2 separate regions of the Mus musculus genome follow, and region 2 is linked to region 1. The links are chromatin loops, found by intact Hi-C in ENCODE. Cell type or tissue: left cerebral cortex. All regions are shown on one strand.

What was found. A loop is a pair of places that touch in the nucleus more often than their neighbours do. Peaks named below come from ENCODE experiments on the same cell type or tissue, not always from the same donor. Only the 100,000 strongest peaks of a DNase experiment are listed, where the experiment ranks them.
Region 2: it touches region 1 in a loop (2.8-fold over the local background); 9 of 42 quality-filtered maps call a loop at or near these places.

Annotation. Positions count from the first base shown.
Region 1 is chr6:71,603,483-71,611,482 of GRCm38, forward strand. Kdm3a (lysine (K)-specific demethylase 3A) reads right to left here. Exons shown (of 27, transcript NM_001038695.3): 12 at 3,920-4,124; 13 at 452-666. Among named protein-coding and RNA genes, the nearest start is that of Kdm3a, 25 kb to the right of the region's middle. In left cerebral cortex, no CTCF peak of the experiment used is centred here; DNase peaks (open chromatin) are centred at 4,475 and 6,698; H3K27ac peaks cover 1,942 bases.
Region 2 is chr6:71,874,711-71,882,710 of GRCm38, forward strand. It overlaps Immt (inner membrane protein, mitochondrial), which reads left to right. Exons shown (of 15, transcript NM_001253681.1): 15 at 1-556. The coding sequence ends at 220. It overlaps Ptcd3 (pentatricopeptide repeat domain 3), which reads right to left. Exons shown (of 24, transcript NM_027275.3): 22 at 7,478-7,519; 23 at 6,796-6,954; 24 at 5,928-6,521. The coding sequence ends at 6,443. Snord94 (a small nucleolar RNA gene) reads right to left here and starts at 7,983; the gene lies at 7,847-7,983. In left cerebral cortex, a CTCF peak has its summit at 3,857 (motif pointing left); a DNase peak (open chromatin) is centred at 3,864.

The DNA.
Region 1 (8,000 bases):
ACCAGGATGTGGGAAGAATTGACTCCATCTGAGCTGGTTCCATTCAAATGCCTGGAACCTAGCCTGACATTGTGGGACTCAGGAGGCTTAGGGTATGCCTAGCTGGTCTTACCGTCTTTACTATGTACCACGAATTAAGAATCTTTTGTTGTAATCAACCCGAGGTCTGATCCCAGCTTCTGGTGAGCCTATATATCTGGTTAAGGCTGTGCAAATGCAACTAACAACTCACATTGACCCTTCAAACCAAAAGGTGATGCTACACCTTAGACCTCTTCCACAACAAACTCTAGACAGAACATCTCAGGGGAAACCTACTATAAAAAGAAAACTGCAATGTCACGATAGTATCACCATGTTGGTGAAAATAAAATCCATGCAACTTAGGTGTCAGAAAGAAACAGAGGTCAAGTAGGACTCACACATCCTGCCCCCTAAGAGATGCTCTTACTGTGTGGCTCAATAGTCGACATAGCTTCCTTCTCAGAAATCACCATTTGACAGAAGTGGTCTCCAATATTGGCCAGGATATATTTTGCTGTGTCCAAATCAGTCCCCACAACATTTTTGGTCAAAGGCAGCCACAAGCCAATCGCTTCACTGTCATACTTGTTTGGTGTTAAGAAGCCTTCTACCCGCAACACACCATGCTTGTTGAATTGTAATCTGGAAGTGGGAAAACAACAAGATTGATTAATAACTTCTAATTACCACATAAATATTATTTCAGGCAATAAATCCTGTCCTGTTTTTCTGTACTCTCCATGGCTAATGGCAGACAATGACTTGCTAGTCACTTGGAAGGATTTAAAAAAACCTAAGTAAAACAAACAATAATCACTGTTTTTCTCTTAAAAGGCAGGCTAGATAGGGTATATGAGAGAGATGTGTATTTTGTACTTGACCCAAGTTTATCATGTAACCTTCATAGACAATCTCTCCTAGAACTGGATCTTGACAGCAAAGACAGTAACAAGTAAAAATAAGTAAACCAACAACAGCAGAAAGAGAGACATCTTATTAGAAGCACTGCAGCTAGGACCTCACAGATTTGAAGGTGTCTGCTGTCCACACATACCCTCGAGGCTCATTAGAGCGTGAGTTCCTAAGTCTTTCCAAAGGCAATGTTAAGATGAAACTCAGCCCTGACAGCTACATGACCCTGCTCTTTCTCTTTGAGTCTTCCCTGACTACCTAAAGCAGTTTCCCAAGGAATGTAGTGTATTTTCAAGTGAGTGGTACATCTTGGAAAAGGCACCCAGAAGAGTCAAATAAGTCTTACAGAATAAGTGGTCAAAAAAAAAAAAAGGATGAAACTCAGAACCTAAAAACAGATAGGCAGGCTGAATATTCTCAAAACGCACTCTTAACATGTGGAAGGTTTGAGACGGCGCTATAGATTAGTTTTGAATATTTTTTTAAAAGATTTATTTATTATTATATGTAAGTACACTGTTGCTGTCTTCAGACACACCAGAAGGCATCAGATCTCGTTACGGATGGTTGTGAGCCACCATGTGGTTGCTGGGAATTGAACTCGGGACCTTCGGAAGAGCAGTCAGTGCTCTTAACCATTGAGCCATCTCTCCAGCCCAGTTTTGAATATTTTTAAAACCTAACATTTTACTTGAAGCTGGAAGCATTAAGTTGATATAAAACACAGAAGTGTGATCTAAATGGCCTGTTCATTTAATCTAGCTCAGCAATAATTTTCAACTTGCATCTAAAACTATATTTTAAATTAGATTAATAGACAAAGACAATGAGAAGAAGACAAGAGCACCCCTTGCTTATAAGAACTTGCTGAACATGAAATCCCTTGCTATCTAAGAAACTGTACTATGGGGGCTGGTGAGATGGCTCAGTGGGTAAGAGCACCCGACTGCTCTTCCACAGGTCAGGAGTTCAAATCCCAGCAACCACATGGTGGCTCACAACCATCCGATCACGAGATCTGACTCCCTCTTCTGGAGTGTCTGAAAACAGCTACAGTGTACTTACATATAATAAATAAATAAATAAATAAATCTTTAAAAAAAAAAAAACTGTACTATGTAAGCTTTGCTTATATGCAGAACATCGTGTCTCAAAACAGAAAGCAAAGTTGCTTCACTTTAGACAAAGGATTGGAATAAAATGAATCTTTATTTTTTAAACAACACAATAAAAACATGCAAGTTTCTCTATAAAATTGCAAACATTAAAAAAAAAAAAAAAAAAAAAAAAGGCCAGCCAAAAAGGGATTCTTTGTGAAGTGGGAGGGACTAAATAAAGGGAAATGAGGGAGGGATCAGGAGAAAAGCATAGCATTTTCACACAAGTATGATAAGGACATCATAAATTCATGTGCTTGTACAGTGGGAATATACACTAATGGGAAAAGTAAGATAATATGACTGGTAGAGTAAGAGACAGCAATCAGAAGTGAAGGTGAAGAGGACTTTAAAACTTAAATTATAAACAGCTGTCAAGCTATTAGATACTGATATATTATCTATACTCCTAGGGCAATTAATTTTTCTGACACTTCTGTTATAAAACTGTCATTCTAGTGAAGCTGTATAAATTATTTTTAATTGTTAACAATCTGTGCGAGGAGAACATTGTTAACATACTGGTTTGGGAAAAGCAGCAATTTTATTTCTTTTTGTTTACTTTTTTTCCCATTTTTTTATTAGATATTTTCTTCATTTACGTTTCAAATGCTATCCCAAAAGTCCCTTATACCCTCCCCCTGCCCTGCTCCCCAACCCACCCACTCCCACTTCCTGGTCCTGGCACTCCCCTGTACTGGGACTTATGATCTTCGCAAGACCAAGGGCCTCTCTTCCCATTGATGGCCGACTAGGCCATCTTCTGCTACATATTCTTTTTGTCTATTTTTAAACATCAGTTTATTAATGATTTATTTCTTCTGGTTACTGTAGGGTTCACTGAAGCAAACAGTGACCGTGTCTACTTTATCTCACTGGAGTACTGACAAATGTACTTAATAATTGTAATTAATCTAATTTAAATAGGAGTGCAACACACAAAGAGAAAAGTCAACAAATAACATGATGTGAACAAATTTGAATGGAAGAAAATAAAAAAGAAAACAAGAAATTATACACACGCCCCTCCGTGAAGGGCAAAAGAGCACCCTTTCTGCAGGGCAGTCTGGCAGGAGAACCTTAGCATACACCTGACCCAGCAATGCTACTGCTAGACATCCCATCAGAATACAGGGTCAGAGGTGTGTGCAACAAACTGATCACCTGAGACACAGTGCTATATAATAATTCTAATGCATACGGTACAGAAATCCAAAATATTTGCAGAAGATGGATACTCCTTCTTATACTTTGGTGAAGATTCAAAACAGCTTATACAATACACCAATTAAGTGTGCCCAAACAAACTTCCTGACCAAAACATTAAAATTACCTGGGTATTTTTCTATGAAAACTATCTGAAAAGTTTGTACTTTTAATATGTTTTTTGCTATATATATAAAAAGGAGTTGGGGGTTTAGCTTAGTATATATAAAGAGGGCTGGGGATTTAGCTCAGTATATAAATACATATACAGAGGTCTGGGGATTTAAATTAGTTTGTAGAATGCTTAGGTTTAGCATGCACTAGATTCTCTTCTCAGCACCTTATTAAGTCAAGTGTGGTTTCACATGCCTGGAAATCCCAGTACTCTGGAACCAGAGATAGAAAGACTGGGAGTTTGAGGTCATCCTTGGCTATACACAGTTTGAGGCTAGCCTGGGGTGTATGAGGAAAAGCGTAAAAGAATAAGATACAGAATAAGATACAGAAAAGTCTACATTATCAAACACAAAAAATATAATTTCTATATTCTAGATGTCCTGTTGAGAAGAAAAAGTATGCAGAGACCAGACTACCTTAGTCTTTCCTAACAAATGCCTTACCTCCTGAAGTGGAAAAAGCGACAAAACACAGGAGAGTCCTTCTGCTGGTCCTTATCCTTGCGCAGGCTGTCTAGTCGACACTCCCGACACTTGGGCAGCTGTGCCACGATGTTAACACAGGAGTCATCCTGAACAAAGGCCTCTCCGCTCTGCTGCAGCTTCCTGACTTTATCTGGGTCTGTCAAAACTGACTTCCGGGCTGGGGCTAGGAAAGTAAGAAAGTGGAAATAAAATTTTCACATCTCTGAATAGAACATCAATATTTGGCTTAATTCTAGGAAAGTAAGAGTCAACATTCCCAAAGTAAAGACACTTCTATTTTTGGTTCAGCTAAAATTTCTGAAAAATAGTCCAAGAAAAGATAATCAAAGCAACAACTAGCAAAGTTCTGATCTTTGTAAACAAAGAAACAAACAACAAAAATGTGGCCAACCAAACCACCAAATTCAACAGCCAGATTTACAACTACAGGCTAGTTGAAAGCAACCTGCCAGGAGACCTCCTCTAAATCAAACTCAGTACAGTCACTGCAGGGTTCGGTTACGCCCACAGGCCTGCCTCTGCAAAAGACAGCTCTGTTGATCCATCTGCATGCTCAAAAAACTAGTTAAAATATTTTTCATAAAACAACCTTATCAAAAGCTATTCAAAATAAGAACCTAATTGTTTTCCTCCTAGTCCACAAAGTAAAAGCTATTTTATAAATGCCTTCCCGAGGGATCACCTGCCTTACCCTTGGTGCATGTGCAACCTCCTTTTATAGGATTAAGAGCACTGGTTAAAAACAAAACCCTAGCCGGGCGTGGTGGCACACGCCTTTAATCCCAGCACTTGGGAGGCAGAGGCAGGCGGATTTCTGAGTTTGAGGCCAGCCTGGTTCACAAAGTGAGTTCCAGGACAGCCAGGGCTATACAGAGAAACCCTGTCTCAAAAAACAAACAAAAAAACAAAAAAACAAAACCCTAAGTAAACTCAGGTTCTATGTTGTGTCAATGGTAATTGGCATAAGAATTATAAAAGGGAATGTTAATGTAGTTTCTAAAGGAAAAGGTAGAACTGTCACAGCAACAAAGAGAATCAGTTACTGTGGTCACCCAAATAACGCAGGAGAACATCCATACCCCAAGAGACTTCGGAAGTGTCTCACAGAAAAAGACCTTCCCTAGGGGTCCAGAAGGAGTTGGGGTATATGAGTTCTTAGACAAAAATAAACTCAAAACAAAAGCACACTATAAAGTGCTAAACAATGCTGTCAGTCCTCACTCCAATGAACATTTATATTATGAGTGAAAGAGAGCAAAAGAGGGAAAAATTGTAGTATGTAACAGTTTAACTAATATTTATACTAATTAAAACACAGGTGTCTTTAAGATTAAAAACATGATAGTTCATCGAGATAACTTTCTTAACTATATACAAAATATCTAATTACAAGCCTGATGCTACAACTACAACTAAGCTGCTAGCTCTTTAGAAATCTTCCTATCTGTGTCATTCTATGGAGTCAGTCTTTCTCTTAAGTTCCTTCAAACCTGAGAGGCCTCCTTAGCTCTTTCCTAGCAGACTGCTTCACCTTGTGCCCCGACCAATGGCTGTTTCTTACCAGGAGCTCCTTCCATGATGTTCTTCCAGTCCCCCCAAAACATAGAGGGAGAGCCAAGGCCAGAAAGATCTCAAAGGTCCAACTGTTACAAAAGAAGTCTCTAGCTCCTCCCCTACACCCTTGGCAGGCTGGACTGAGTCACCTTTATGGTGGGGTGGGGGGTGGGTGAGAGAGGGGGCTCTAAGCCAAGGCAGTAGGGGCCAAACCATTTCACCTATAAGGAGGGGCAGCTCCAGGCCATCCAGCAAATTTTTGCCTCCAGTCATAAAGACCAGAACTCTCCCTAAGTTCCCCCAAGCAATTTGCCTTAAAATAGGCAGGAAATTTCCATTCTTTAGCATTCTTTTCTATGAAGACTTTTAGAGGCACACCCAAATTGCTTCTCTCTGGGACACACCCAACTGTATCAGACTAACTAAGCTTTTTATATTTTACAATTAGGTTTTCTACATACAATAATCAAATATCCTGTAACACAAAAAAATAGAAGCAGTGATACAATTTTAATTACTCAGATACTGAAAGACACCATCTTTTTAGAGTTGGCCAGGTATCCACATATTATATATAGGTGGGTGAAATCCAAAGCTTATTTTATTTGACCTGGCTTAAAAGGACAGGTCATTACATTAAACTGTCCAAATGGAGCTTAATAAGGACAGCAATCTCTTAGGTAGAGAGAAGAGAAAAAGCGCCAAAGCACATTTCTGGGTTTTTTTTTTTTTTTTTTGTCTTTTTTGTTTTGGTTTTTAGAGACAGCCCTGGCTGTCTTGGAACTCACTCTGTAGACCAGGCTGGCTTCGAACTCAGAAATCCACCTGCCTCTGCCTCCCAAGTGCCGGGATTAAAGGCGTGCGCCACCACTGCCCGGTGCCAAAGCACATTTCTGAGGTGCCAAACTGAACACAAAGACAGGTACTTGATTGTAGGTGGCTTTTGCCTTTGCAGCCCCTAAGCAAAGCAAGGGAACAGAATCCTTTTCCAGAGTCTTTCTGTTTCCACAGGTAACTGCAGTGGGCACAACGCAGCGATCCTAGTTGGCTGCTGACCCCATTCTAGTCCAGATAAGTAAGGGGCAGCTGCACTGCAGAGATAAAGCTCAACTCCGCAGCCTACTCAGGTACCTGCCACGTGTTTACTCAACTAGGATTTTCACTGCCTCTTCACAGAAACTAAAATGACTTGCTTCAAAAACGAGCTGTGAGGACTGATGACTCAAAAAGCATAAATAGAACAGATACGTGGTTATGAATATTCACTTTCTCTTGGGAATTACATAACTCCTAAGAAACTATGTATTTTACGTAATTAACTTTATGCAAACTAACTGCTCTATCTAACCTGAACCTCAAGAATGACAAAGCTGGGTTGGAAGAATCCCTAGGCAAAGGATTTCTCTATTTTAACCAACACTAGACAAAAAAGATTCACCAGTCAACCTAACCATTCTGCCTTCTGCTGTCAGAAGCCTCTCACATTAGTGTGGGTCTGGTTGTGCTGTCATGCATCTCAGCACACCTAGAGCTCAAAGGACAACAAGGGAATCAGTCTCCCACCAACATGTGGCTTCTGGGTCATCAGGCTTGGCAGCAGACATCTTTACCCAACTGAGCCACCTCGCTGACACTGTAGTTGTTTTGCTTTTTTCTGAATGGAGTTTGTTGTTCATTTCAAGGGTTTAAATAACTTTATAAAATCCACACTGACGTTTTTAAGTAGTAACAAGTCAGGTGTCAAAGGTTACCTTCCTGTAAGAGCTCTGGACCTTCTGACGTGCTGCGGTCCTTTTGATCTTCTAATCATAGTAGCAGCACTTCTGATTACGATGCCCTTATTAGAATGGACATCTACTGACAGTATACGGTGAATAATCCTTACCCAAAATGCTTATGACTAGTGCTGGCAATTTGCTGGCTTGGGGCTTGACTACTGCATATACTTAATTGAGATGGCTTGGGATGGGACCCAAGACCAAACACAATTCACATGTTTCTTAGTGTGCCTACACGGCTAGTACAACTCTACCACTTGAAGTCAGAGTCCACTTTTCCACTTGGGGTATCTTGTTGGTGGCTCAAACAGTTTCTGAATTTAAAACAGTTATGAACTTTTGGATTAGGAAAGTTCAACTTGGAAGTAGGAACCATGGTGTACCATCTTCTCTGCACTAAGAGCACTTAGGTTGAAAACTGAGTACGCCAAGGCCTAACCTTACAAACTGCTCAGTGTTGAACACAGGGGGTAGGGATGACACAACATAACGACATATACTTGAACTACCTGTGTGAGAGCACAGGTACAAAGACAGCAACAATATGAAGACAAAGAAATCACCAAAAAAAAGATTTAACCCATTTTAAGTCAGAGTATGGAGTCCCTGCAGCATTAAAATGTTAATAAAAATGTATACCAGCCCGCAGGGGGAAATTTCTAGTCATTCTCATATTTTTATCACAGGGAAGAAACATATCATTTACC
Region 2 (8,000 bases), 270 kb after region 1:
TACATTTAAATTGCTCTCATATGCCTCCTATTGTATTGAGCATGGTGACCTGGAGCTGGCAGCAAAGTTTGTCAATCAGCTCAAAGGGGAGTCCAGAAGAGTGGCACAGGACTGGCTGAAGGAGGCCCGAATGACCCTAGAAACTAAGCAGATAGTGGAGATCCTGACTGCATACGCCAGCGCCGTAGGAATAGGAACCACTCAAGTGCAGCAAGAGTAAGGCCTAGGAAGAGTTGTGTAATGTCATATTTCATATCAAAGAAAATCAGCATTGGTATCTGCAGGGTTTGCAACAAGGGTCCCAGAATTGTCCAGAAGTGAGCAGGTTCCAAGTCCTGTGTGAGATGTTAACACCTGTTGCATTTACCGTCCTTACACTGCTATCATGCCAATGAACTCCAGGAGGCTTTATTTGCAACTTGTGTAACACTTCCTGTTTTTTAGGTTTTACTGATCAGGCTTGTGAGCCACTCAAAATAATGTTTGTGATCCCTACTATTGATTCTGCCCTTGGAGCAAACTGAATAAAGCAACACAATGAAAACTGAGTACTCTATCCCTTTTCAAAGCTGCCATTTCCAGTTTGTTGTGTGAGCAGGAAGCTTCCTTGAGAAGCAGCATCAGTGGTAGGAACTTGTGGCCACAGTTTGGGTCTGTGAGCTGGGTAACCTGAATGAAGTCCAGGACCTGCTGCTTTGGGTGAATGGGTCCCCTCCTGACAGTCACAATCAGGAGTGATGCAGAAGCCAAATAAATGCCAGTGTGTTTATAGTTGGGAATCTAGCACTCAGCGATTGAGAGGCACAGGAAACAGTCTGCCTCCCACAGGAAAAGTTGTTTGTTGTGCTGGGGTCCAGCACACATGCATCTCTACCTCAGTTCTCGAGCCACCACTCTCATTCCTGCTGTGGTGCTGCTTCCCAGTACCTGAAGCTCATGAGCCTGGAATCTGAAGAAAGGGATTGAAAATGTTTTTTCCGGTTTCAGCCAGACTGCCTGTGAATCCCAGTTTGTCATAGTTGCCATAATGCAGACATAGTAACAAATTCTTACACTCTGAAGACTACCATCACTACAACATCTTGCCAGTTTTTACATTTGTTGTTGTTGTTGAGGACTTTGCAGTTGAGCAACATAACCAGAAAGCACGAAAGCAGTTTTCTGCATTGTATTTCTATAATTGCATAGCCGCAGCCTCTCAATATGGGTATGTTGCCCATCTCGTTGCACAGTTCTGACCTTGTCCTTTGGTTTGCTATACACTGTTCACCCTGGGCTATTGTTCACACTCTATCTCCATTTGGAGCACCTGCATGTGGATTGCCCTGTTTCTGAGGATAGAGGCAGTGGGCTACCTGGCGTGAGGCTATAAAGATTTTACTCGAAGGCAATGGAGTACTACCTAATAACTACTCCATCTCTAAGGATAGGATAAAATCTCAGAAGTACATTAATTTCTAATACTTAAAACGTGTTTGCCGAGCTGGGCCATTGTGGTTCATGCTTACTTACAATCAAGTCAGGCCAGACTGGGCTACACAGATACTGTGTCAACAACCCCTACCGGGGTGGGGGAGGACATAAACGATGTAATTCTTCAAGCTCACCAAAACAATGGATCGTTTTAGTTCTGAATCAAAGTAATGTAGACTTGAGAATTTTTTTTTTCTGTATGTGTGTGCATGTCCTCCAGTTGGTTTTTGGGAGTCTTTACTGGTCTGAAACTCAAGTAGACTAGGTTGGATGGCCAGTGTTGCAAGCACATGCTATTGAGTGGGTTCCAGGGATGTGGTCCAGGTTCTGATGCTGCACTGCACAGCCTGAGCTGTCTTCCTAGCCTCTGGCTTTCACAGAGTACCTTTATTATATTGAAAAAGAAGGAAACTCCTGCTTAGCCCTGTCTTTGTCTTGCTCATGGCTTGTTCAGATGTTCTCAGTAATTGCTAAAGTGAAAAAGGAGTTTTGAGTTCTTACTCCATTTCAAGGAAATGGAAGCTGCAAGGCTCACACTGTAGAGTTTAAAGTGCCCCGCTGTCAGGATGGACATAATCGGCTTCATGAAAGCATCTCCTTTAAACTGCAAATAAAAGCATGCTAATGCCACTTGGAATTGATGGACAGGAAGCTGAGCTGGGCCATTGTGGGCCTCACCTTGGTTCACTCACCTCACACCTCATCCTGATTGCTGGGGGAGCATTCAAACTGGGTGTAGTGGGGATGACTGACCCTAGCTATGGAGCTGGCAATAGGAAAATCAGAAATCCTTTGGACTAGACCTTATTTTCCCCCCAGGGGGGCAGGGGAGGGGAAAAGCCAGCAGATGAAAACCAATGAGCTATGCCATGCTCCTAAACAGAATGCAGGCTTTTGCCTCAATGATTTTTTTTTTTTCAAGAAGGGGTTCTCTCTGTAGCCCTGGAACTCTGCTTCAACGATTTTTTTTGAGTTCCCAAATCAGTAATTAACCTGCAGTAGAATCTTTAGAAATCTTTTAACACAGTACACTGAGTTAACTTACATCCTTTGTTCTCTCAACAGGTTCTGGATAAAAGCAGTCTTCAAATCCCAAATGAGTAATCCTACCAGTTTCAAAGTAACTCGCTTGAACTCAGTACAGAAGAACAGGTCATCTCCATTAATATAAAAGGCAAATAAAAAGGCTTGACTGGTAGGAAGCCTATCTTCATGTGGTTCAGTGGTCCAGGCTTCTTGCAGTTTGAGGCATATAGGAGGCAGGGAGAAGGTGAAGTTTAAACAGTTCTGGATGGTTACAAAGTAATATCTAGTAGAGGGGACATAACTATGAGAGTGCATCCCATTGATACAAGGTTGAGCTCCTTAGAAGTAAATAACCTTTACTCTTTCTGAATCCTTGGAAAAGTCCAGGTCAGGGTCAGGTGTGTAGTACTCTTTAATATGTTTTACTGAGTCTGGCAGGTTTTAACCATGTCCTTCACATGACAATATACCCTTTTCTCTGGTAAAACTACCTTTAAAGACAACCATTCTATAAAGTCAGCACACAGAGCGAGCGATATCTCCATTATCCTGATCAATGTTTCTAGCAGTAATGCTGCTTTCACTATCTTGGTACACAGAGCAATCTGTGATCAGTTTTAGGCAATAGGTTTGGATCTTTTTTTTTTTTTTTTTAAAGATTTATTTATTTATTATATGTAAGTACACTGTAGCTGTCTTCAGACACTCCAGAAGAGGGCGTCAGATCTTGTTACAGATGGTTGTGAGCCACCATGTGGTTGCTGGGATTTGAACTCTGGACCTTCGGAAGAGCAGTCAGGTGCTCTTACCCACTGAGCCATCTCACCAGCCCAGGTTTGGATCTTAATCTGCTTTATTAAGAGATTCTGGTACTCTAAACCCCTAAAGAGGTTTCAATCCCTGGGGTTTGAAGAAAAACACTTTCCAAAACAAATAACAAAAAGGAAAGGGAAGTTATACAAGACCACAAAACCACAGATAGAACAATCTTGAATATATTTCCTCTTGACCTCATGCTGAGTATAGGGGTTTTATAGCAACTATGGTTAAAAGAAAAAAAATTTTTTTTTGTTTGAGACAGGGTTCCTTTGTGTCTCAGTCAGTCATGGAAAACTGTAGCCTAGGTTGGCCTTGAACTCAGAGATATGCCTGCTCCTACCTCTGCTGGAATTAAAAGTATGCACCACTGTCACCTGGCTCCACACAAGATTTTTAGACCAGTGGGGTCTTGGTAGCGTAGGTGGCATGTAGTCCATACTAAGGGACTAGAGAGATGACTTAGCAGTTCTGAGTGCTTGCTGCTCTGGCTACTACAGGTTCCCAGCTTACCTACAACTGCAGCTCCAATGGATCAAGTGCCCTCTTGTGGCTTCTGTGGTTTGCAGTCCTTTCTCCCATGGTTTCTCTGGTCTTGTTACAGGTTGGCCAGCTAGAGCCTGTCCCAATGTGCTTTGCACTGCCGGGGAATTAAACATGATCTCATGCATACTAGGTGTGTTGTATCAATTAGTTCCATCACTAGAGCCCCCAGTCTTATAAAGGCTGCTGCTTTTTAATATAGTTGCTTGCATGTCACTGCTGATAACTCTTTGAAGCAACATATCCGCTCACTTTCCAAGGCTTCTCAAACCTCAGTTCTGAGCTAAGTGTAGTAGTTTGTGCCTTTAATCCCAGGATTGAAGGAGGCAGAAGCAGGTGGATCTGAGTTCAAGGGTAGACATATTGAGAATGTCTAAAGAAAAATCTAACCTTTGATTCTAACTCTATTGGATGTGAACTGTAATACCAAAATTTATCCCAAATCATGAATTGAGCCAGATGGTGGCACACGCCTTGAATCCCAACATTTGGGAGGCAAGGATAGGCAGATCTCTGTAAATTCAAGGTCAGCCTGGTCTACACAGAGAAACCCTGTTTCAAATTTCAAGAAAATCTTCCCATACAAGCACAATACCAAAGCCGGGTATGGTGTCACACAGCTGTCATCTTGGCATTCAGGATGCTGAGGTGGCTTGCTTGCCCTTCCCAGCCAGCACTGGGTTCAGTGGAAATGTCTAAATAAGTCTAAAAATAGACAAGTGAAAATAAGGGGTCCCAGAGTAGCAAAAACCCATTTAATTAAGTATCACTTAGGAATGTGGTGCTAGAGTAGTGTGGTGGGTTGTATGTAGATCTACAGCAAACAGATCACTTAAAGAGATTCATACACTATGAAATGGCCAACATTAAGAGTTCTGTAAGAATTTGTGCAATCTGATGAACAAGGAATGGAAACCAATGAAGCAGCAAAAACTAAGCACAGAATTGAGACAAAGATAAAACTCAAGGCATAGCTGAGACAGTAAAAATTAAGAGTGGTGGTTAACTTTGGCACAGAAAATGTATAGCTTAATAATGGAGATGAAAGACTATGATAAGACAAACACAAACAGCTGATATTATATAGGTAAACCCTAATCATTCTCAGTTGAGTTCATGCTCAGTAATGGTTTGTTAAGATGTTAAAGTTACACATATCAAGTGGATTAGAAAGTCCTTTACATATTCACACCCAAGGGTTTTCTTCATCTGGCTTCAAACCAATGTTAAGTCCTGGGTGAGAAGAGGCATTGCAGAAATGCCACAAAGGCACTGCCACCCACAGGTACAGATGCCAATGGGCAGAGGTGATAGCCTTTCTGGCAGCCAGTTTATCCTAATTTGCCCTCTGTTCCTTACCAAAATTGCTTTGTGGGTAATTAGTCAACTGGCATTCCATCTACCCCTCAACCCCACATCACTCCAATGCCTTAAGATCCTGTTTTGTAGGTGAGTAGGACAAGAGTGTCAAAGTTTTTGAAGATGAAGACTGGGCCCTAGCATGAGAATAGATAAAAATACCGCACGTATCTGTAACCATGGATGCAGGCAGGGCAGATGAAGCTGCTTCTCAGTGCAAAACCTGGGAGGAGTGAGTGCATGGGCTGGTGAACCCTGCAAACCGCAAATTTGTAACTCCTTTCCATTAGTATCATTTACAAGAAGCACACCAAGTTGCTCAGTGGCAACATACTGTTACGACATTTCATATCCTTTTGTCATTACTAGCCCTCCAGATCTCTTTGAATACTTACTTATAAAGTGCCCACACAGACCAAAATGTTTTGTGGCAGTGGGGTGGAAATGGATGACCTCATCATCTTAGGCAAGAGCTGTACCACTCCTATCCCCTAAACATTCTTGGGTATTCTATTCCAAGAGCTGTACAAATCGTCCCTAAAATTTTTGAGTATTCTAGTTAGAAGATGACAAACTGTGTATGTATGAAACTTAGGTGGATTCCCAGAGCTGGCCAACCAGTCTAACTGAACCTGCAGTCTCAAGGCCTGTCTGAAGAAATAACCATTGTTCTCTGGCATCCATGTGAATATGTACACGCTTACAAAGAATTAGATTTTTAAAAATAACACAATTGCTTTATTTAATGACTTTACCATCTGGGCAGCCTAAACCAGTAGCTTGCTTCTGATTTAATTAGTTCTAAGAGCATCCATCTTTTTAAGTACTCTCAAAACGGGATACGATCAACTCAACAGTAATAACCCATCTCCATGAAAACCAGTTTGAATCCTTGTCTCTAGGCCAAAGGACCACACATCACAGAGCAGGTAGGCAGCAAGGGCCTGTGGGTTCTAACATGATGGGCGTAGTAGGAATGAGGCCTGCAAACAGTGTGTTTATGTGGAATTTGTTCTTCTCCAAAAGTCAGACTTCACAATGCTTGTTGCTGTCTTGGCAAAAAACTGGCCAGATGTGCATCTTAGCGGTACTGCAGATGAACCCCAGGGTCTTAGGTTTAGGCCAGTACAATACAATACAGAGCTTATATTGGATCCCAGCCCTGTATCTGTTTATTTTTACCACTTCTAACATTCCAGCAGCTATTGTGAGCCACCTCTCTCTCTCATTTGTCGTCACTGTCACTGTCACTGCTGCTTTCTCCATCGCTACTGTTCAGTTCAGTGAGGTTACCCAGGGCTTCTCTGTAAGGAAGAGAAATGATACCACACTTCAGCTCACAGGGTCAGGGTGTTTGGCATCTTTGATTATACACAGTCATAGCAGTTTTCAAAGCAGAAAAAGGATCCCCCAAACTGCACTGAACTATTATGAGAACAAAGAAAAAATTCCAAAAACCAAATGTTTATGATGAAGCCTGTAACAGAGCAAACAGGCATTACATCACCCACCAAACCCTGGCTTTGTAAGGGAAGCAGGAGAGAATGCTATAAGCACCAGAAGAGGAGATAGACTTACTTTTGTTCTGGGTCAACTGTGAAATCCATCACTACTCTTTGGGCAAGGCTCTCCCCAATAGGCAAGCTGAAGGCACTTGCCAGCTTTACAACCTCAATGGCCAGAGCAGTGCTACCGGATGCTTTCGCTGTGTCCATGAATTCCTCCAGCAATTCATTTCTGTATAAAAGAAGGCAAAACTGAACTGTACCCAATGCACTTTTCTACTGCAGACTTATATATCCAAGAGTCTTCATGTACGTAGGTGTACCATATGTCCACAGAGGCCAGTGCTGACCCCCTGGAATTGGAGTTAGAAACGGTTGTGAGCCTCCATGTGGGTGCTGAGAACTAAACCTTAGGAAAAGCAGCAAGGTGAGCCATTTCTCCAGTGTACCAAACTTAATAACTTTTAGTCAAATATTTATAGACGAGATTCAGAATATATTAATCAAATTCTCATTAACTTTGGACAAAAGATAGAGGATAACATTCTATATTCCACCCCCCCACCCCACCCCCTTCTCAAAATGATCACTGAATAGAGAAAAGGATGGCTTACAATGCCCTGAATGGCAGGAGAGAAACTGCTTGCCTGCCTAACTGGAGGGTTTAGGCATGTGAAGAAATTCCAACCACGCACCCAAGAGTCAAAGCCCATGTGACTAACTCAAGCCTGTACCAGCTGAGGCCCTCAACTTACCTGGGAATCTTCTTGTGCTTTTTGAAGAGTTCCAACATTTTCCTGTGGAAGAAGAGAACAGATGACTGCTGACAGAAAACAAGTGGCAGCTAGACAAAGCAAGCTATCCTTTTCTCGGGTTCAGAAGCTACGTGACCTACAAGTCAACTATTCAAACTTTTTCAATTCCTGTGGGCTCCACTAGCTCCCAATCTGGGTGCACAAATTCAACAGGTAAATCTGAGATGCAGCCGATTTAGAAGTGCTAGTTATATCCCCCACGGAGGGAATCTACCCTACACTGCAGGTTAGAAGAGCTAGTAGCCTGGGCTTAGCCTAATCTCCTCTTAAAGCCTGACTCAGTCTGCTCTAAATCTCCATTATGAAGAACAGGCTCAGATTAAGGCAACAGTCTCATGTATGTGAATGCCAACAGCCTGCCACATGCAGGACAGAGGCAAAACACATACATTCAGCTCCCATGACTCAGCTGAGGTCCGTACCCCTGCGCCAATCATCACAGCCTGCTTCATAGTGTGTTCAA